Regions from separate parts of the Homo sapiens genome. Here regions 2, 3 and 4 are each linked to region 1. A link is a loop called in an ENCODE intact Hi-C map of the cell type or tissue named here. Cell type or tissue: endothelial cell of umbilical vein. All regions are shown on one strand.

Region 1 (5,000 bases):
CCTGATTCAAGCACCAGGGACAGAAAAAAGATAAAACACACCAACCAACCAACCGACCAACCATTTATTTATAACCTTAAACATGCCTATACATGAACTTAGAGAACGTTAAAGTTTCAAGGGTTCGAAGCGCCTAGGCTGAATTAAAACAAAAGTTGTTTTGTGTTCTATTAATAGCAGATGATTAACAGATATCTTATTTCACCTGGAATTCATTTGTAAGTATGTAAACTAAACAGGCCACTAATCCTAAGTCTCTGTCTGTGTCTGGAAAAATTCTCTCCTAATACATGCAAGTTAAGAGACCGGCTATCAACGCATTCCTTAAGGTTAGGTCAATTTCATTAAAACCTCGGTTGTTCTTTGACTTCAAGAACCTCACCAAATAACCCATATATAAAAGCCAAGTTCAACTGAAAGGTGGGAGAGGAAGGGTCTAAGGAGGAGGGCGTTTCCCGGGAGAACGCCCAGAGCTCGGCTCACCTGGCGATCCTAATTACAGGGGAGTTTCACCCCCACATTCTTGGGCGCTTTCTTTTCTTAGAGGAAACTCGAGCTTGTGTCTTTGGTCCCGGAGGGCTTAAGCCCGGCAGCCAGGACAGCACGGGTCACTGATTCCAAGAAGTTGGGAGGAGGACGTGGGCCCCACCGACGCACAACAGACCCCTCCCCAACTTAAGTGCACTAGTTGTAAAATGTGTAGCTGGTCAGGGGATGGGGGGTGGTCTCCAGAGCTCTGAGGGTCAGGGAAGAGGAGAAGGGACGGGGAGGAGAAGGGACAGGGGAGGCGGAGAAGGGCCAGGAGAGGAGGGGGAGACACACGGGGAAGGAGGAAGAACCAAGAGGAGGGGGAGGGGGAGGGGGAGGGAGGGGGATAGACTGGGGAGAAGAAGGGACAGGGGAGGAGGGGGAGACACACGGGGGAGAAGGAAGAACCAGGAGGAGGGGAGGGACAGTGTCGAGGGGCAGGGGAGGAGGGAGAGTGAACGGGGAGCGGAGGGGCAGAGGGAGAGGTACAGCGGGGCGGGAAAGAGAGACAGGGAAGAAGCACAGGGAGGAGGGGAGGGAAGGAGGAGGAAAAGTAGGGGGGAGGGGATGGGGAGGGACTGGGAGGAAGGAGAGGGCCAGGGGAGGAAGAAGAGGGGCTGTGGAGGGCCAGGGGAGGAGTGGGAGAGACCGGGAGAGGTGGAAGGACGCGGGGGAGGGGAGCTGGAGGGAGGGAAAGTACCTTCCCGCGTAAAGTCCCCTTCTGAACCCCGAGGTGGAAAGCCCTGACCTCCCTGAGCCCCGGGCCCTGGGCTTACCCGGTAGGTGCTCTCCGTGAGCCGGTTCACCTCCTCGGGCCCCCGGGACATGGCTGCGGCCGCCGGGCGAGCAAGCGCGGGAGGACGCGGCTGGGCCTCGTGGCCGCCGGACTCCGGGCAGCGGGAGGGCCGGGGCGCGACTAAGGGGCTCTGGAGGGTCGGCCGCCGCCGCAGCCGTCGGCCCGAGAGTGCCCGCGCGCGTCTCCGCTGCGAAAATGTCAAAACTTGCGGCAGCGCCGCCCTGGCCTTCTTCGAGGAGCAGAGGAGAAGCGGCCGGACGCCGCCAGAGGAAGCTGGGCGGGCCGGGCGGCCCCACCTGAGGCGGGCGGGGCAGACGGGGGCGGGGCCGCAGGGCCGGAGGGGCGTGGCGTACCCACCTGAGGCGGCCTGGTGAGCGGGGCCCGGCCGGGGTGGGCGGGGAGGAGGCGGGGCCAGGCAGCTGGAATGGGCGTGGCCAGAGGGAAGCGGGCCCCCCGAGTGGGCGGGGTCACCCCACCTGTGGCGGACAGGGCAGCGAGGCCACGGTGCGCCCCCTCGCGGCTCTCCCAGAGCTCCGGCGACGTAGGGCCCGAGACCCTGGAGTGGGGACCGGTGTGGAGTGGGCTGCTCGCTTTGCTGTTTTGCTAGGGCAAGGGCAGCCTGGGGGTGTTTAGACTGTGGTCCTGGAGCCCTTGTTTGCCTCGCGTGGTGCTGGCCCCGGGGACCCCGAGGCCCACTTCCTCCATGAGGGCTTCCTTCAAGCCCTGCGTTTTGGGGACCAAGGGAAGGGGCCACATTCCCCAGTTGTATTGATTTCCCTGATTGATCTCTTCTTGCCCCGCCGCTCACTGACCCCAAAAGTTAGAGGGACCCGTGGGGGCATCGGCCCTCCTAGGTGGAGAAAACGGGCTGCCACTTGCAGTTTTGAAAGCTCCTGATATATCAAAAAATTAATAAATGCCAGGGTCTAGTTACCGAAATGTTAGTACTTTTTTTTTTTTGAGATGGAGTCTCACTCTGTCGCCTAGGCTGGAGTGCAGTGGTGCGATCTCAGCTTGCTGCAACCTCCGCTTCCCAGGTTCAAGCGATTCTCCTGCCTGGCATGAGCCATCCTGCCTGGCCCCCAGATAGAAGCTTTTTGTTTGTTTTTGAGACAGAGTTTCACTCTTGTCCCCTCAGGCTGGAGTGCAGTGGTGCTCTCTCAGCTTGCTGCAATCTCTGCCCCCCAGGTTTAAGCAATTCTCCTGCCTCAGCCTCTCGAGTAGCTGAGATTACAGGTGCACGTGCCACCAAGCCAGGCTAATTTTTTTGTATTTTTAGTAGAGACGGGGTTTCACCATGTTGGCCAGGTTGGTCCCGAGCTCCTAACCTCAGGTGATCCGCCCTGCTCAGCCTCCCAAAGTGCTGGGATTACAGGCTTGAACCACCGCGCCCGGCCCAGTAGTACATTTTTAAACTTTACATTAACAACGACCTTTAACTCAATGCAGTGTAACCATGCTACTCACGAGATTGTTGTAGGGTTTAGAAAACCACCTGAGCTGAAGTGTTAGGGAAGCCTCTCTTCTTGTCATCACTCAAACTCTGTGGAGGTGTGTGGCTCCTGGGCTCCCTATTTTGTCTCCATCCCGGCCTCAGCCCTGCCCAAGGGTGAGGCAGCTGCCTTCTTTGGGCCTCTCTTCCAGGATTATGTACCTTGGGCTGGGTGACAGCCTTCTCCCCAGTAAGAACCACCATTTAGCTACCTGAGACCCGCACCCAACAAGGGCAGAGGTCTTATTCTGATTTTTTAAAACCTCTGGGCTTGGTGGCTCATGCCTGTAATCCTAGCACTTTGGGAGGCCAAGGCAGGCGGATCACTTGAGGTCAGGAGTTCGAGACCAGCCTAGCCAACATGGTGAAACCGCCCTGCCCCCGTCTCTACTAAAAATACAAAAATTAGCCAGGCATGGTAGCACGTGCACCTGTAATCTCAGCTACTCGGGAGGCTGAGGCAGGAGAATTGCTTAAACCTGGGAGGCAGAGATTGCAGTGAGCTGAGATAGCACCACTGCACTCCAGCCTGAGGGACAAGAGCGAAACTCTGTCTCAAAAACAAACAAACAAAAAGCTTCTATCTGGGGGCCAGGCAGGATGGCTCATGCCTGTAATCCGAGCACTTCGGGAGACCAAGGCAGGAGGACTGGTTGAGTCTAGGAGTTCGAGGCCAGCCTAGGCAATATAGGGAGCCCACCCCCATCTCTGCAAAAAATATAATTAAAAACATTAGCCAAGTGTGATAGTGTGCATCTGTAGTCCCAGCTATTCCGGAGGCTGAGGTAGGAGGATGGCTTGAGCCCAAGAGGTTGCAGTGAGCTGTGATGGTGCCACTGCATTCCAGCTTGGGCCACAGAGTGAGACTCTGTTTCAAAAAACAAACAAAAATGCCAAAACGTCTATGTGAGTGCAATTGCATCTTTTATGGGCTGTTAAGATGTGAGACTTCTGGCCAGGCGCAGTGGCTCACGCCTGTAATGCCAGCACTTTAGGAGACTGAGGCAGGCAGATCACCTGAGGTCAGGAGTTTGAGACCAGCCTGACCAACATGGAGAAACCCCGTCTATACTAAAAATACAACATTGACCAGGTTTGATGGTGCATGCCTAAATCCCAGCTACTCAGCAGGCTGAGGCAGGAGAATCACTTGAACCTGGGAGGCTGAGGTTGTGGTGAGTGAGATCACGCCATTGCACTCCAGCCTGGGCAACAAGAGCGAAAATTTGTCTCAAAAAAAAAAAAAAAAGAAAAAGAAAAGAAAAGAAAAAAGAAAGATGTGAGACTTCTAAACTAATCTTGTGATAAAGTTCACTAGGAAATATACACAATGAAGGCACTGTGTGGCCCAGATGGGAACATCAAGAGGGTGAGTACCACTGGACTTAGAACAGAAACCACCACCTGGACTTGGGGACTGTTTTATTGGGTTTTGCAAACTATAAAACACATCATGCAGCTAGGCACAGCGGCTCACGCCTGTAATCCCAGCACTTTGGGAGGCCAAGGTGGGTGGATCACTTGGGGTCAGGAGTTAGAGATCAGCCTCACCAATATGGTGAAGCCCCGTCTCTACTAAAAATACAAAAATTAGCCGGGTGTGGTGGCAGGCACCTGTAGTCCCAGCTACTCGGGAGGCTGAGACAGGAGAAGCGCTTGAACCCGGGAGGCGGAGGTTACAGTGAGCCGGGATCTCATGCCACTGCACTGCAGCCTGGGCAAGAGAGTGAGACTCTGTCTCAAAACAAACAAGCAAACAAAAAAAACTTACCATTCTTGGGAACCAAAATGTTATGTCTTCCTGATGTTAGGGGGAAATAACACATCAGTCCCAAGTTTCTGGCAATGGAAGCAGGTGCCTTCTTCTTTAACAGATTTACAGTATTTAGTTCATGAGGTTTGCCAACTGGGTTTCACTTCCCATATGGGAGATGCATTCATGACTTTATAATTTCTACCATTATGTATTCGGCTCTGCAAGTATGTCTGTTGGTTTTTATTGAAACTTGAAAATAGGCTGGGCGCGGTGGCTCACGCCTGTAATCCCAGCACTTTGGGAGGCCGAGGCGGGTGGATCACAAGGTCAGGAGATCGAGACCATCCTGGTCAACGTGGTGAAACCCCGTCTCTACTAAAATACAAAAATCAGCCGGGCGTGGCAGTATGTGCCTGTAGTCCCAGCTA
Region 2 (5,000 bases), 380 kb before region 1:
TTTTTTTTTGAGACAGGGTTTGGCTTTGTCCCACAGGCTGGAGTGCAGTGGCATGATCTCTGCTCACTGCAACCTCTGCCTCCCTGGCTCAAGCAGTCCTCCCACCTCTGCCTCTCTAGAAGCTGGGACTACAGGAATACACCACCACACTTGGCTTTTAAAATTTTTTTGTAGAGATGAGGTCTCACTTTATTGCTCAGGCTGGTCTTGAACTCTTGGGCTCAAGTGATCCTCCTACCTCAGCCTCCCAAAGTGCTGGGATTACAGGTGTGAGCCACAGCGCCCAGCTGTGACTGTCTGATTTCACTGAGCATAATGTCCTCAAGGTTCCTCCATGCAGTAGCAGGTGTCAGCATTTATTTCCTTTTCAGGGCTACATAATATTTCATTGTATGGACAGACACATTTTGTTCATTCATTGGTAGGTGGACTCCTGGGTTGCTTCTACCTCTTGGCTATTGTGAATAATGCTGCAATGAACATGGGTGTACAAATATCTGTTGAGGACGGGTGCAGTGGCTCAGGCCTGTCATCCCAGCACTTTGGGAGGCTGAGGTGGGAGGATTGCTGGAAGCCAGGAGTTTGAGACCAGCCTGGCCAACATAGCAAGACCCCATCTCTACAAAAAATAAAAAAGTTAGCTGGGCATGGTGGGGAATGCCTGTAGTCCCAGCTACTTGAGCGGCTGAGGCAAGAGGATTGCTTTAGCCTGGAGGTTGAGGCCGCAGTGACCTATGATCTTGCCACTGCACTCCAGCCTGGGGGACAGAGTCAGACCCCATCTCAAAAAAAAAAAAAAAAGAGGTTAAAAAATCCCACAAATATCAGCTGGAGTCCCTGCTTTCAATTCTTTGGAGCATCTACCCAGAAGTGGAATTGCTGGATCTACATTTTTTTTTTTTTTTGAGACAGAGTCTTGCTCTGTCACCCAGGCTGGAATGCAATGGCGCGATCTCAGCTCACTGCAACCTCCGTCTCCCAGGTTCAAACAATTCTTATGCCTCAGCCTCCCGAGTAGCTGGGGCTACAGGCGCCCACCACCATGCTTGGCTCATTTTTCTATTTTTAGTAGAGACAGGGTTTCACCATATTGGCCAGGCTGGTCTCGAACTCCTCACCTCAAGTGATCCACCTGGTTCGGCCTCCCCAAGTGCTGGGATTACAGGCGTGAGCCACTGCGCCTGGCCTACCTTTGTTTTTGAAGTGGGTTGGGTGGGCCTGGGTTTCTCAAATCCCAGTATAGCACTGCATAGGATATATCACGGTCCTCAGTTCTCAGAACCTGGGTCTCCTCAGCTGTGAAAAGGGATAGTGATAATAGTGGCAATCACAGGGTTGCTGTGAGAGATACTTAAGATTTTGTAGAAACACCCACGCAGGCTGGGCGTGGTGGCTCACATCTGTAATCCCAGCACTTTGGGAGGCCGAGGTGGGAGGATCACTTGAGCACAGGAGTTCAAGACCAGCCAGGGCAACACAGTGAGATCTCCTCACTACAAAAAATATATATAAATTGGGTGGGCGTGGTGGTGTGCACCTGTAGTCCAATCTACTCGGGAGGCTGAGGTGGGAGGATTGCTTGAGCCTGGGAGGTGGGAGGTCGAGGCTGCAGTGAGCTGTGATTGTGCCCCTGCTTTCTATCCTGGGCAAAAGAATGAGACTCTCAGAAAAAAAAAAGAAAAAGAAATGATGACTTCAAGACCCAAGGAAAATTGCCCGTTAAAATTTTTTAAAATAATCTTTTAAATAAAAAATTTAAAAGAGAAACACCCATGTATCGTGTACATTGAACGGTGCCTGGCACCTGCTCAGCTTTGAATCATTTCTCCCGTGATGTTGCCATCAAATCTCCAGGGAAGGGGAAGCAGGCACCATCACGGCCACCAGGGGGCGCCGCTGCCACAGCTCTGAGTCTCGGCTGGGCCGGGCTGGCATCTCCACCGCCCATCACCTCCCACCATTGTCCCCCTCCGTTTTCAGGCCGGGCCTCCACTTTCTCATGTCACCCACTCTGCTATTACTCCATGCTCCCATCCTTCCTACGTCCTTACTTTCACCCAGGATGAGAAAGTGCCCCACCGTGTCCAGGCCACATCACCTTGTCCCATGACCTATGTCCCTTCCCTCCCCAAGGGAAGCTTCAGCCCATACCTTGCGCCATTTACCCGGCCCAAGGGCTCTCCCTGCGCAGGTAATGACCTTGTCCCTTTTCCCTCTGGATGGTTTCTCTGAAGGTCAGGTGAGGTCATGTGTGGGGAAGTCCCTCAGAGACAAACACTGGGGTCTGGTGCAACAGCTCACCCCTGTAATCCCAACACTTTAGGAGGCCAAGGCAGGAGGATCGTTGGAGGCCAGGAGGAGTTCAAGACCACTCTGGGAAAAATGGCAAGATCCCATCTCTACAAATAACTTAAAAATGAGCCAGGTGTTGAGCATGAACAGCTACTCAGGAGACTGAGGTGGGAGGGTCGTTTGAGGCCAGGAGTTTGAGGCTGCAGTGAGCTATGACTGTGCCACTGCACTCCAGCCTGGGTGACAGAATAAGACCCTTGTCTCAAAAATAAATAAATAAATAAATAGGCAAATAAAAATCAGCCAGGTGGGGTGATGCAAGCCTATAATTGCAGCACTTTGGGAGGCTGAGGCAGGAGGATTGCTCGAGGTCAGGAGTTCAAGACTAGCCTGGGCAACATCTCTACAAAAAAATTTAGAAATGAACCAGATGTGGTGGTGGGCACCTATAGTCCCTGCTACTCAGGAGGCTGAGGTGGGAGGATCACTTGAGGCCAGGAGTTCAAGGCTGCAGTGAGCTATGATTGCACCACTGCACTCCAGCCTGGATCACATAGTGAAACTGTGTCTCTAAAATCAAACCAAACCAAACCAAACCACAGCCCAGAGCTGGTGACAGGGTTGGGACAGCTGCAGTGAGCCTCAGGCCAGGGGCCCATGCCTTCCTCAGGAGCTCTGAGGAGTCCTTCCTGGTCAGAACACACTCCAGGAATTGCACTTTTCCAGCAGGGCTGGAGAGGTGTCCACAGGCCTGAGCAGACCCGCCCCTGGGAGAGAGGCCTGTGGACACCAAGGCCAACTCTAAAGGGGGTAGCTGCATTTGTAGCCCAGCTCCTGGGCACTTACTAGGCCCGAATGCGGGCTCCGCGTGGCCAGAGAATTGGAAAATGCAGAATTTTTTTTCCACAGGAAATCTCCAAATGTTTGAATATTGGCAGTTAGTTACAATTATTTTCAAACTCTTCATGGGCCAGTCAAGGCAATCTACAGCCGGGCTTGGCCTGTGGGTACCATTTTGCAGCCTCTGATGGAAGCTTCTTGAAGACACTGGTCAATGCTAATGGTCAATACCTTGCAGCACTGATCACAGGGATAACCTGAGTTTTAAGCTGCCTGGGTGATCTTTATTTTATTTTTATTATTAATGTTTTAATTTTTTTTTAGGGGCAGGGTCTTGCTCTGTTGCCCAGGCTGCAGTGCAGTGATGTTATCATAGCTCACTGCAGCCTTGACCTCCTGGGCTCAAGCAGTCCTCCCGACTCAGCCTCCTGAGTAGCTGGGACCACAGGCACTTGCAAACGTGCTAGGCTAATTTTTTAATTTTTGGGTGTGTGTGTGGCGGGGGTTGGGTCTCACTGTGTTGTCCAGGCTAGTCTCGAACTCCTGGCCTCAAGTAATCCTCCCTCCTCTGCTTCCCAAAGTGCTGGGATTATAGACGTGAGCCACTGTGCCTGGCTGAGCTTCACTCCTTCTCATGGAAGACTTTTTGTCTGAGCATTGATAGACACTTGGTAACCCCATTATAGTGTGGGCACTGGGCTCTTATAAGCAGGGGGCATCATATACTCTCCTTGGTCACCAGGATGACATTTCTGGGTGCACATAAGAAATGTCAACTGCGCTGGGTGTGGTGGCTCATGCCTGTAGTCCCAGCTACTTGGAAGGTTGAGGTGAGGAGATCGCTCAATCCCAGGAGTTTGGCATTCATTGGTGACCTCCCAGAAGCAGGGGACCACCAGGTTGCCTAAGGAGAGGTGAACCGGTCCAGGTCAGAAACAGAGCAGGTCAAAACTCCCGTGCTGATCAGCAGTGGGATTACACCTGTGAATAGCTACTGCACTCCAGCCTGAGCAACATAGTCTCTATTTAAATTAATATAATATAATATAATATAATATATATAATATAATATAATATAATAATAAAGGTCAACTGCAAATTGCACACTGATTCTTCAACCACCCCAGGAAAGGCCGACCTCACACTGCATGTGGATGGCGTGACAGTCCTGAATGTGGGGAAAGAGAGCTTGTCCTCGCAGCTACGTCAACAGAAGCCAGAGACTGGGGCCAAGAAGAAAGACCCTGCGGGGTTGGGCTGGAAAGTCCTGGACGCCCAGCTCTTCACACCCACTCAGTGCATGTGATCACAGCTGTAGGATCTAGAATAGTTGCACTTGACAGATGGCCTCTGAAGGTGTTGAAATGGGGCTTCCCGTGGCCAACTGATACCTGCATGCAGTAAGAAGCCAGGTGCTGCCACCACCCTCCCCCTGTTTGTATCCAGGGGATGGGACTTCTTGTGGAGGTCCCGGTTTGTCTTTGCTTCCGACCCCAAGCAGGCAGCTGGATCAAGCTGTCCTGAGAAGGTGATCCATCTCCCTAGCTGGGTGTATGCAATGCTGAATGCAGCTATCCCAGACACATTTATTCCATATACACCCCCCTCCCCAAATTCCATGGAATGAACGAAGTCAGATTTCAACAAGGATGACTACAGCCCAGGGCGAAATAACTCTGCTATCCCCTCTCTGTAGCTCCCCAGACTCTTTATTTTATTTTATTTTATTTTATTTTATTTATTTATTTTTTGAGACGGAGTCTTGCTCTGTTGCCCAGGCTGGAGTGCAGTGGCATGATCTCGGCTCACTGCAACCTCTGCCTCCTGGGTTCAAGCGATTCTCCTGCTCAGCCTCCCGAGTAGCTGGG
Region 3 (5,000 bases), 160 kb before region 1:
CCACTGCACTCAACAGAGTGCAACAGAGCGAGACCCTATCTCTAAAAAGAAAAAAAAATAGGGCCAGCTCCCTGGTCTCCTGGCTTCTCCCAGTCCCAGGGGCAGCCCCACCTGACAGCCCTGTATGTCCCAGGGAGGCCTCCACTCATTGGAGGCCACGCCAAGACCTGGGTCCAGTGCTGTGCTCCCTAAGCTGGGAGGTTCTTCTGGGTCATGGAGCAACGCTAGAGCCAGAGGTGCCTCCCTTGGCTGAGGGGGAGGACAAAGTGCCAGATGGAGGCTCAGTCTGGGACAGAGCAGCTTGGACACCAGGGTCAGGGCAAGTTCTGTGCTGTCCTGGGCCTGGCCTGGCTCCCTGTGTGACTATCTCCCAAGTGAAGGGACACGCAGTGTCGTGGTGTTCCCGGGACAGGAAACAGCTCAAAGGCCAGGTCCCGAGGTGGGCGTGGTGTCCCCTGGTGCACACAGGTGGGGAAGGTGGAGAGGAGGCTGCATGTGACACTCTGTCCTGGCCCTATCCTGCCCCCAACCCACATTCAGGAACAGAGACCTTGGCCCAGATGTCCCGGGACTTGTATCTCCTGTACCGGATCCACTTCCGGCGCCGCACACAAGAATTCCACTTCTTGTCTTTCGTGTAGGTGGCGGGAAAGTCGATGGCGTACGTCCACCCCTGAAACACCAAGGAAGGGGCTCTCAGGCTCTGCGGGGAAGGCATTTGAAGAGCTGGGGAAGGTGGGGAGGGAGGGTGTGGCCTGAAACACCCGAGCTCAGGCACCACAGGGTGCAGGGGACAGAAGCAGGGACAGGCGGGAGGCACCCCCTCCCCACAGGGCAGTCATGGAGGGTCCCAAGTTCACCTACCCCTTTCTCAGTGGGTTCACCTCCAAAATTCTCATCCACGTACCAGTCAGACTCCCACTCCCAGTGCGGCGAGGGCAGTGCCACCCTGTCCAGCGGCCGGTGCTGGAGCCCACTCACGTCACTCCACCCCCAGCGGTCACTCAGCAGGAGCTTCTCACAGAAGCCGCCCATGGGATTCCAGCGCTGAGGGCCGGGGACACAGAGGCGGCCTTGGACCCAAGCCTGCTGGGCGGGAACCCAGGCGGGCCAGGCATCTCCAGGACCAGCTGACCCTGCCCAGCCGACCCCCTCATTGATCTCCAGAATAGGAAGTGAGCAGAGGGCCTGTGTGGGACCCAGCAACTGGGGACCCCCATGCCACTTCATCATGAGCCAGCAAGTACATCAGCACAGCCCCAAAGGGCAAAGAACCTCCTGCCAGCCACGGCGCTGTGAGCAGGGCAGGCGGTGGAGGGCACACCTTGTCCTAGGCTCCCAGAAACCACTGGAGCCTGCCCTCGTGGGGACCTGGCCAGACTGCTTTGGTGAGGACACAATAGTGGCTTCAGCCTCAAAGACCCTGGATACTATGCAACTTGAATTTTTTTTGGAGGGGCGGGGTGCAGGGGGACAGGGTCTTGCTCTGTTGCCCAGGCTGGAGTGCAGGGCACGATTATGGCTCACTACAGCCTTGACCTCCCTGGCTCAAGTGATCCTCCTGCCTCAGCCTCCTAAGTAGCTGGGACTAAAGGTGCACACCACCACACCCTGCTAATTCTTGTATTTTTTTTGTAGAGGCAGAGATTCACCATGATGCCTAGGCTGGTCTCAAACTCCTGAGCTCAAGCGATCTGCCCGCCACAGCCTTCCAAAGTGCTGGGATTACAGGCGTGAGTCACCACGCCTGGCAGCAACACAGATTTTAAGTACAAGGAAGGAAATGAAGGCAGGAACTGGTGGGGAATCTGGGGCCTCTATTTCCCTTCTGTGGTTCATCATTTTAACCAATAACCCAGCGAACTGACCCGCTCGGCAACTCCAACCATGAGGGTCACTACCTGATTCTCATAGGCCTCCTCTCGGCGGCGGATGGGGACATCGCTGGCACACACATACACGTAGACCTGGTTGTCACAGGCAATGCCCCAGCAGCACTGCGTGGTGGCGCTGACGCGCTTGAACTCCAGCTGGGAGTCCTTGCACATTTCCCAGTACTGGCCTGCTGTGGACAGCGTGTACACTCTCCCGAAGAGGTCCACCGCCCACAGCACTGAGTTGGGCATGGCAGCGGCTGGAGGTAACCTGCGGCAGGAGGACGAGGGCCAGCGTTCAGGCTCCCAGCCCAGGGGACATCAGAGTCATGTGAAACCTGGGAGACTTCTACTGTGACTATTTATTCTTTTTCTCTTTTTTTTTTTTTTTAGATGGAGTCTCACTCTGTCACCCAGGCTGGAGTGCAGTGGCGCAATCTTGGCTCACTGCAACCTCCACCTCCAGGGTTCAAGCAATTCTCCTGCCTCAGCCTCCCAAGTAGCTGGGATTATAGGCACCTGCCACCATACCCAGCTAGTTTTTGTATTTTTAGTAGAGACGGGGTTTCGCCACATTGGCCAGGCTGGTATCGATCTCCTGACCTTGTGATCTGCCTGCCTCAGCCTCCCAAAGTGCTGGGATTACAGGCGTGAGCCACCGCGCGTGGCCAACTGCTTATTCTTTCTTTTTTTGTTTATTTTTTTGAGACGGAGTCTCGCTCTGTTGCCCAGGCTGGAGTGCAATGGCACGATCTTGGGATCTTGGCTCACTGCAACCTCCACCTCCCAGGTTTTCTCCTGCCTCAGCCTCCCCAGTAGTTGGGACTACAGGTGCACGCCACCACGCCTGGCTAATTTTTGTATTTTTAGTAGAGACATGATTTCACCATGTTGGACAGGCTGGTCTCGAACTCCTGACCTCAGGTGATCCACCTGCCTCTGCCTCCCGAAGTGTTGGGATTAGAGGCATGAGCCACCACGCCCGGTCTCTTTTTTGTTTTTGAAAGAATTTAAAAATAGATCACTTGAGGCCAGGAGTTCAAGACCAGCCTGGTCAACATGGTGAAACCTCATCTCTACTAAAAATACAAAAATTAGCCAGGCACAGTAGTGTGTGCCTGTAGTCGCAGCTACTCAGGTGGCTGAGGCAGGATAATGGCTTGAACCCGGGAGATGGAGGTTGCAGTGAGCAGACACAGTGCCACTGCACTGCAGCCTAGGTGACAGAGGGAGACCCTGTCTCAAAAAAAAAGAATTTAAAAAGTAGAGACAGGGTCTTGCTCGGTCACCCAGGCTGGAGTGCAGTGGTTTGATTACAACTCGTTGCGGCCTCGAACTCCTGGGCTCAAGTGATCCTCCTACCTCAGCCTCCTGGGACAACAACAGACATGCACCACCATACCCAGCTAATTAAAAATTTTTTTTTTGTAGAGACAGAGTCTCACTATGTTGCCCAAGCTGGTCTCAAACTCCTAGTCTCAAGCAATCCTCCCATCTCGGCCTCCCAAACTGCTAGGATTACAGCCTTGAGCCACCATGCCTGGCCAGATCTTTGTTTTCAAAAGAATCAATGAAAGCTTACAGGTTTAGTTGAATCTCGAAAGATATAACTACCCCACTACTTCCCCAGGGGTCCTTCCCCAGAGTGGGCAGGTCTCCCCGCCATGTTGGCCTCTATCTGGGCATAATGAGGGCACGTTGAGAGCCAACGTGACCATGTGAATTCAGGGACGTAGGGGTCTTTTCTTCATGCGCCCTCAGTGACTCCTTCCTCCTCTTCCCCCGGCTCTCTTCTTCTGCCATTCTCTACTCCTTTCTTTTTCTTTTCTTTTCTTTTTTATTTTTTAAGAGAGTATCTTGCTCTGTTGTCCAGACTGGAGTACAGTGGTGCAATCATAGCTCACTGCAGCCTTGAACTCCTGAACTCAAGCCATCCTCCTGCCTCAGCCTCCTGAGTGGCTGGGACTACAGGCATGTGCCACCGTACCTGGCTAATTTTTAAAATTTTTTTTGTAGAGATGGGGTCTCGCTATGTTGCCCAGGCTGGTCTTGAACTCCTGGCCTCAAGCGATCCTCCCACCTTGGCCTCCCGAAGCGCTGGGATTATAGACGTGAGCCACTGCACCCAGCCCTTTCTCTCTTCTTTCTCTGTGCTTTGTAGGCATAGCCAAGGCTATTGCTAAGCTCTGCCACTGACCACCCCTGGCCCCACCTCCAGGGCCCATAGTGCTGTTGCACCCAGGGGTGTCCTTCCTGGAGTCCTGGCTCCTGATAGGAACAGTCTTTCCACCGTGGCAGGGCCACATGGCCACACACAAGGCAGCCAAACACAGAGCTACTGGATGAAGCCACCAGGGCCATCACCTGAGAAGCTCTGCCCGACAGGGCGGCTCCTAGATCCAACCCAGGACACTGGCCCGGGGCCTGAAGAGAGGAAAGAGCCTACAGATGAAGACATGGCCAGTCTGACTTAAAAACCGGAGCAAAAGGAGACAGGCAGAGTTTATTTAGGTGCCTGGAGGCTGGGCCCAGTGCTCCCGCAGCATACCAGAGCCATGCGGGTGCTCCAGACGGCCGGGTGACTGTGACGATGGCACGAGATAGAAGCATGTCTGAAAAGAGGAGCAGCTGCCACCGGCAAAAAAAAAAAAAAAAAAAAAAAAAAAGCCAGGTGTGGTGGCTCACACCTGTAAACCCAGCACTTTGGGAGGCCAAGGCGGATGGATCACCTGATGCCAGGAGTTTGAGACCAGCCTGGCCAGCATGGTGAGACTCCATCTTTACTGAAAAAAAAAGGTGAAAATTAGCCAGGCACAGTGGCGCGTGCCTGTAATCTCAGTTACTCAGGAGACTGAGGCAGGAGAATCGCTGGAACCAGGAGGTGGAGGTTGCAGAGAGCCGAGATTGCACCACTGCACTCCAGCCTGGATGACAGAGTGCGACTCCGTCTCAAAAAAAAACAAAACAAAAAACTAGGCTCTTTGGGGACAAGGTGCATCTTTTTTTTTTTTTTTTGACAGAGTCTTCCTCTACTCCCAGGCTGGAGTGCAGTGGCATAATCACAGCTCACTGAAACTTCCACCTTCTGGGTTCAAGTGATTCTCCTGCCTCAGCCTCCCAAGTAGC
Region 4 (5,000 bases), 110 kb before region 1:
GGTGGGGGTGCCTGGTTTGTCCTCCCAGGAGAAGCAGATGGTAACACTGCTGGACCTGGCTGGAAGGAGCCTGAAGCATCGGCCACGTCCACTGGCTTACCTGCATGTAACCTTTCCCAATCTCAGCCTCATAGGATACTACACTTATGGCAAGGCTAAAGGAGAGGGGATAAGTCACAGCCCCAGCACCCAGCAACACACACGGTGAGCGGCCGGGCTGGAGTGCAGCAGCATGATCTGGCTCACTGCAACCTCTGCCTCCCGGGTTCAAGTGATTCTCCTGCCTCAGCCTCCTGAGTGGCGCCCACCACCACACCTGTCTAATTTTTGTATTTTTAGTAGAGACTCCTGACCTCAGGTGATCCCCCTGCCTCGGCCTCACAAAATGCTGGGATTCCCGTACCTGGGCCGGGCTGGGAATTTTAACCATGACTCTCCACTCCAAAATAGGTCCAGATCCTTGGCAGCCAAAGATGATTTCCAGCCCCGGGCTCAGGGCAGCCAGTGCGTAGTCCTCACATCCATACCATAGGGCCAGGTTCCGAGGGCATCATGGCTGCTAGGCTGAAAAACCCGCCCTTCTCCAGGCACCAGAGGTCATCCTGGCTTTACACGTATCCTTTGAGAGTCTGTACCTGATTCAAACACGGAGAAACCAGGACCCCGAGCAGTTTGAGTGTACTGGTAATGGATGCAGCTTTGGCCAACTAGCTGAGTGAGAACACAAGGAGCCGTGACTCCGACGCCCAGGCCTGTGTCCTGGATGGGCCGTGTGCAGCGAATCCGTTGGCGACTCCTAACTACCAAGAAAAGGAGCTCTCGGAGGAGATTTCGTCGAGTGCTACGTGTGGCTGTGATAAGGGCAGGCAAAGCGTCTTAGCACTCTACAGCTCTGGCGTGGTTGGAGGGAGGGTGGGGGTTTCTCCATCTCTGGAAGCTCTACACTTAAACATTTTAAGTTAAATTACATTTATATAGTATTTTCATAATTTATATTGCTTAAAATTATGATTTGCATGCTAAGATGCAAACTTACGTGATATCTTCTTTAGACATAATGCTATTAAGAGCACATGCTTTATAAAATAAAACTGGTCTCATTCATATCAGGTGCAGAAAGCCAGTCCTGAAAGCATAGACTATCCCTTATTCTGGCTGTTATTAAGGAAAAAATTCATTTAAAAAATACAGTAAAGATTGAAACCAAGTTTACTGTTTCTTGAACAGAATAGGAAGAAAATATTTTAAATGGCTGAGCTGGTCATTAGACTATTACTCATTTATCTTAAAGGCAGAAACTTGTCAACCCAACTACGTGAAACAGAGAAGCATGATTTGCTTAAGCAGGCGACATTAGAGTTAGGCCTCTCCACTGAAGCTTCCCGACCGTCAGCACGTGGCAGACAGGATGCGCCCATCATTCCGCAAGGGAGAACCGGAGAGGCCCGGGAGAGTCCTTGGCTGTCCTCTCATCGAATGATGGGTGCCGAGCGATCATTCGTCACAGTCGGGCGGAGTTTCACAGTGGCAAAGGGGTTTTCTCCGCTGCAGGGGATAAGAAAAATCTTTCAGAACTTCTGCTCTACGAGGGAAACTGGATTTTAACAGTGCTAATAACCCGTTCTTGCCCTGTGAGACTGGGCGGCTGACCACCTCCCCAGCTTGTACAGGTCCCAGCAGCGTTTTCTGAGTGTGAAAGTTTTGTTCAGTGATGATTCCTACACCATACCACCTGCTGCAGAACGATCCCAGGTTTTAAGCGTTCTGGACGTGGGCACCCACACCTCTTTAGTCCTGCATTGTGTGTGACATGGGGGTCACTCTGGGGTGGGGAAGCCCTGCTCCCAGCGTGGTCTAAAGTAGTTGGTAAAGCGAGCAGGGGGCTGCACTCCCCCATGGCTCCACAGGCCGAGGCCTTTCTCAGGCTGGACCCCCTGGGCTGGGCACCGAAGGCCCTTCCGGGGGACACTACAGGGAAGAGCAATGTCACACACTGAGGCTCACGTAGGAAGCCACGCCTACCTGAGAAAAGGCGGCTTTGCAGTCCCGTTGGCATCGTTCTGTGAGAAAGATAAAGAAGTTTATGGAGGGCTTAGAATTGGTCTTTTAAAAATTATTTTAGGTAGAGATGGGGATTTGCTATGTTGCCCAGGCTGGTTTCGAACTCCTGAGCTCACGTGATCCTTCCACCTTGGCCTCCTAATGTGCTGGGACTACAGGTGTGAGCCGCTGCGACTGGCCTGTATTGGAGATTTTTAATAAGACCCGAAGGTAAAGACATCTAAAACATAAGGGATGTTTAAAAGTGCCCTGTCCCAATCTGTTAGACTGTCTAAATTCACTTGGAAGAATAAGGCAAGAACAGAAAACGCTCTGAAAGGCGGTAGCGGCCCTCCCAGGTGTCAGAGCGTGAACAGAGCATGGCACTGCCTGCGCGGGTCACCCGTGATGTCGGGAGCTCACATGTGAACGAGCCGCCTGCTAAACTCGGAAACAGTTTCACAAAATGAAGCTTGAGCAACAGAGCGACATCACAGAAGAAAACATTTGTGCCAAACAGAACCTCTCAGACTCGGGGCAAACAGAGATCCCACAGGTCCTCAGCCACGGTCTTTTGAACGCAGAATCTAGTGACTGGGATGTGCTTTTTGGGAGCTGACTCCTGAAGCATGACAAAGAAACAGGAAATAAAAATAAAACCCCACTGGCTTTGGGGCTGCTAGAGCCAGGGATCTTGTAGGAAGCTCAAACTGAGGAAAAGAGAAGGTGGAACCAAAGTGCAAAGGTGCCTACAGGGCTCGGGTGGGGAGCAACTCCTTCCAGCACCTGCCACCCAGGGCGAGCCAGGGCCAGGTGTGTGCGCGCCTTCTTTCCCTCACTCCAAAAAGCCTGGAGGGTTTAACACTCTTTCCTGCCTGCACACAGGGAGTGGAGTCAGGCAGCCGCCCAGGAGAGGGCAGTGTAACACTGTGTAACCAGCCTGTGGCCCGGCCACACCGTCCTGACAGCCCCAGGAAGCGTCCCAGCACCCCCAGGGGGTCTCAGGGAGCACGCAGACCTCTCAAGATTGACTTAGGGGAGGCCCTCTCATGCCCGATGCCAGCGCTAGAGCGCAGGCCGTTCCTGGACATGGAGGCCCAGGCCAGGCCTCCTCTGGGATGGCCTCCACTGCATGTTGGGTGTACAGGCTGTGGAGACGGAAGGCAGTTTGGGAGCCCCAGGGCTGTGCCTGAGACCTGTCCCACCCTCCCCAGATCCCCTGGGCAGGGCATCTGGGGCCAATTCATTGTCTGCTTTTCATCACTGGAGCACAAAGCCACTGACCTGCCTTGCACATCCTACAGGGCTTTAAATGGCCGCAAAAGTGACTTCCTGCGGGGCACTCAACGCTTCCCTAGCAGGCCTCAGAGGAAGTCCTTGCTGGTGTGAGGTGCATGCTCTGCGATTATGATGGGCTAATTTATGATTTAAATGCACCAGGGTGCCTGTCGCATGTGCTCACGGTGCTGGCATTCGTGGACTCTGTTGCAGAAGGGCCATGGCTGGGCCTGAGGCACGATTCATGCCAATCCTGACTCCACTCTGCCCTCCCCTCCTCTCCCACTGGAGTCATCTGACTCCTTGGGGCCAACACCATCTCCCTCACATGTGCAGCTTATGCTAGGGGAAGGCGCTTCCCAAACTAGAAACCAGAAACACCCTCCACCCACCCCAAGCACACCCCGGAGCTTGTTCAGAGCCTCCTGGGCCCCCACGGGACTTTAAAAAGGTCCCAGTAAATCCTCACAAAGAACGCAGCAAGAAGCACCGACTCCTGCCAGGAGGACTGAGGAGGAAAAAGAACGCTTAAGATGACAGCTGGAAGCCACTCAGTGTTGGGCCAACCCCGTGCACGCATGCCTGGGGCCCAACAATCCTGCTCCCTGTAGGAACAAGCAGGGCACACACCCATGGGCACCGAGACACTCGGGCAGCCCTGGAGAAACAGCCCAGACCAGAAACACCAGACGCCCGTCAATGGGAGAGTCAGAACCAGCTTCTGTGCAGACAGCAGGTCACCACACAGCACTGAGCGACTGTCCCTACGGGGCCACCCCAGACAGCCATCTCTGTGCCAGGGCTTGGGGAGTCTGGTGTTGGAGAAGGGATGGTCACGGAGGTGGGCCATGCTGGGTGATCGTGGGGGCCGGGAACGTCCTGCTGGGTATACGGAGTCACATCATGAAAATTCATTGTGTGCTTTTCTGTCTGTGGTATTCTGTAATACAATGTTTACTTTAAAATATGTATTGGGCCAGGGACAGTGGCTCATGCCTGTAATCCCAGCACTTTGGGAGGCTGAGGTGGGCGCATCACCTGAGGTCGGGAGTTCGAGACCAGCCTGACCAACATGGAGAAACCCCGTCTCTACTAAAAATACAAAATTAGCTGGGTGTGGTGGCGCACGCCGGTAATCCCAGCTACTCAGGAGGCTGAGGCAGGAGAATCGCTTGAACAGGGAGGCAGAGGTTGTGGTGAGCTGAGATTGCACCACTGCACTCCAGCCTGGGCAACAGAGTGAGACTCCATCTGTAAAAAACAAAAAAACAAAAAACCAACAAAACAAAAACAGAAACAACAAAAACATATTGGACGTGTTCAGGCAGATTTCCCGTTTAACATCTGCATGTTTCTCAGGGACCTGAAACCCCAGCACTCCTTCTGGATACAAGGCTGGCAGGAGCCTCTCTGCCTCCCTCTCCACTGCAAAGGAGACCCACGAGGGCAGGGGCTTGGCACATACGGTGCCTCTTATCTGGTGGCCCCCAAGGGTCTCACAGCATCCTCCCTGCGTCCCTGTCTCAACCGCATACCTCACACTCAGCCCACTGTGGTGGTCACTGAACATAGACCTGCCCTCCTCTCTGTTCCCTTTCCTTGCAGTGGGGGACACCTCCAAGCCACAGGCAGCACTGCCACCGGCACCCAGGGCCCCGCGGGCACTGCCTGCTGCATGTCCT

Evidence for each region. Hi-C counts contacts between places; a loop is a spot of excess contacts. Peaks named below come from ENCODE experiments on the same cell type or tissue, not always from the same donor. Only the 100,000 strongest peaks of a DNase experiment are listed, where the experiment ranks them.
Region 2: a loop joins it to region 1, with 6 times the contacts of the local background. A loop is called at or near these places in 10 of 110 quality-filtered maps.
Region 3: a loop joins it to region 1, with 17 times the contacts of the local background. A loop is called at or near these places in 9 of 110 quality-filtered maps.
Region 4: it touches region 1 in a loop (16-fold over the local background); 74 of 110 quality-filtered maps call a loop at or near these places.

Annotation. Positions count from the first base shown.
Region 1 is chr7:98,399,498-98,404,497 of GRCh38, forward strand. BAIAP2L1 (BAR/IMD domain containing adaptor protein 2 like 1) reads right to left here and starts at 1,593. Exons shown (of 14, transcript NM_018842.5): 1 at 1,305-1,593. The coding sequence starts at 1,355. RefSeq lists a silencer at 1,267-1,926. In endothelial cell of umbilical vein, a CTCF peak has its summit at 1,886 (motif pointing left); a DNase peak (open chromatin) is centred at 1,774; H3K4me3 peaks cover 1,003 bases; H3K27me3 peaks cover 191 bases.
Region 2 is chr7:98,019,817-98,024,816 of GRCh38, forward strand. No RefSeq gene overlaps it. Among named protein-coding and RNA genes, the nearest start is that of OCM2, 32 kb to the left of the region's middle. RefSeq lists an enhancer at 2,973-3,472. In endothelial cell of umbilical vein, a CTCF peak has its summit at 1,886 (motif pointing right); a DNase peak (open chromatin) is centred at 1,905.
Region 3 is chr7:98,244,021-98,249,020 of GRCh38, forward strand. It overlaps TECPR1 (tectonin beta-propeller repeat containing 1), which reads right to left. Exons shown (of 26, transcript NM_015395.3): 3 at 1,902-2,145; 4 at 865-1,047; 5 at 551-673. The coding sequence starts at 2,126. Among named protein-coding and RNA genes, the nearest start is that of TECPR1, 5.7 kb to the right of the region's middle. In endothelial cell of umbilical vein, no CTCF peak of the experiment used is centred here; a DNase peak (open chromatin) is centred at 1,881; H3K27ac peaks cover 1,131 bases.
Region 4 is chr7:98,292,052-98,297,051 of GRCh38, forward strand. BAIAP2L1 (BAR/IMD domain containing adaptor protein 2 like 1) reads right to left here. Exons shown (of 14, transcript NM_018842.5): 13 at 2,023-2,060; 14 at 1-1,545. The coding sequence ends at 1,470. It also overlaps a transcript of BRI3 not described here. Among named protein-coding and RNA genes, the nearest start is that of BRI3, 13 kb to the left of the region's middle. RefSeq lists enhancers at 3,025-3,254, 4,588-5,000 and a silencer at 3,863-3,977. In endothelial cell of umbilical vein, a CTCF peak has its summit at 2,951 (motif pointing right); no DNase peak of the experiment used is centred here.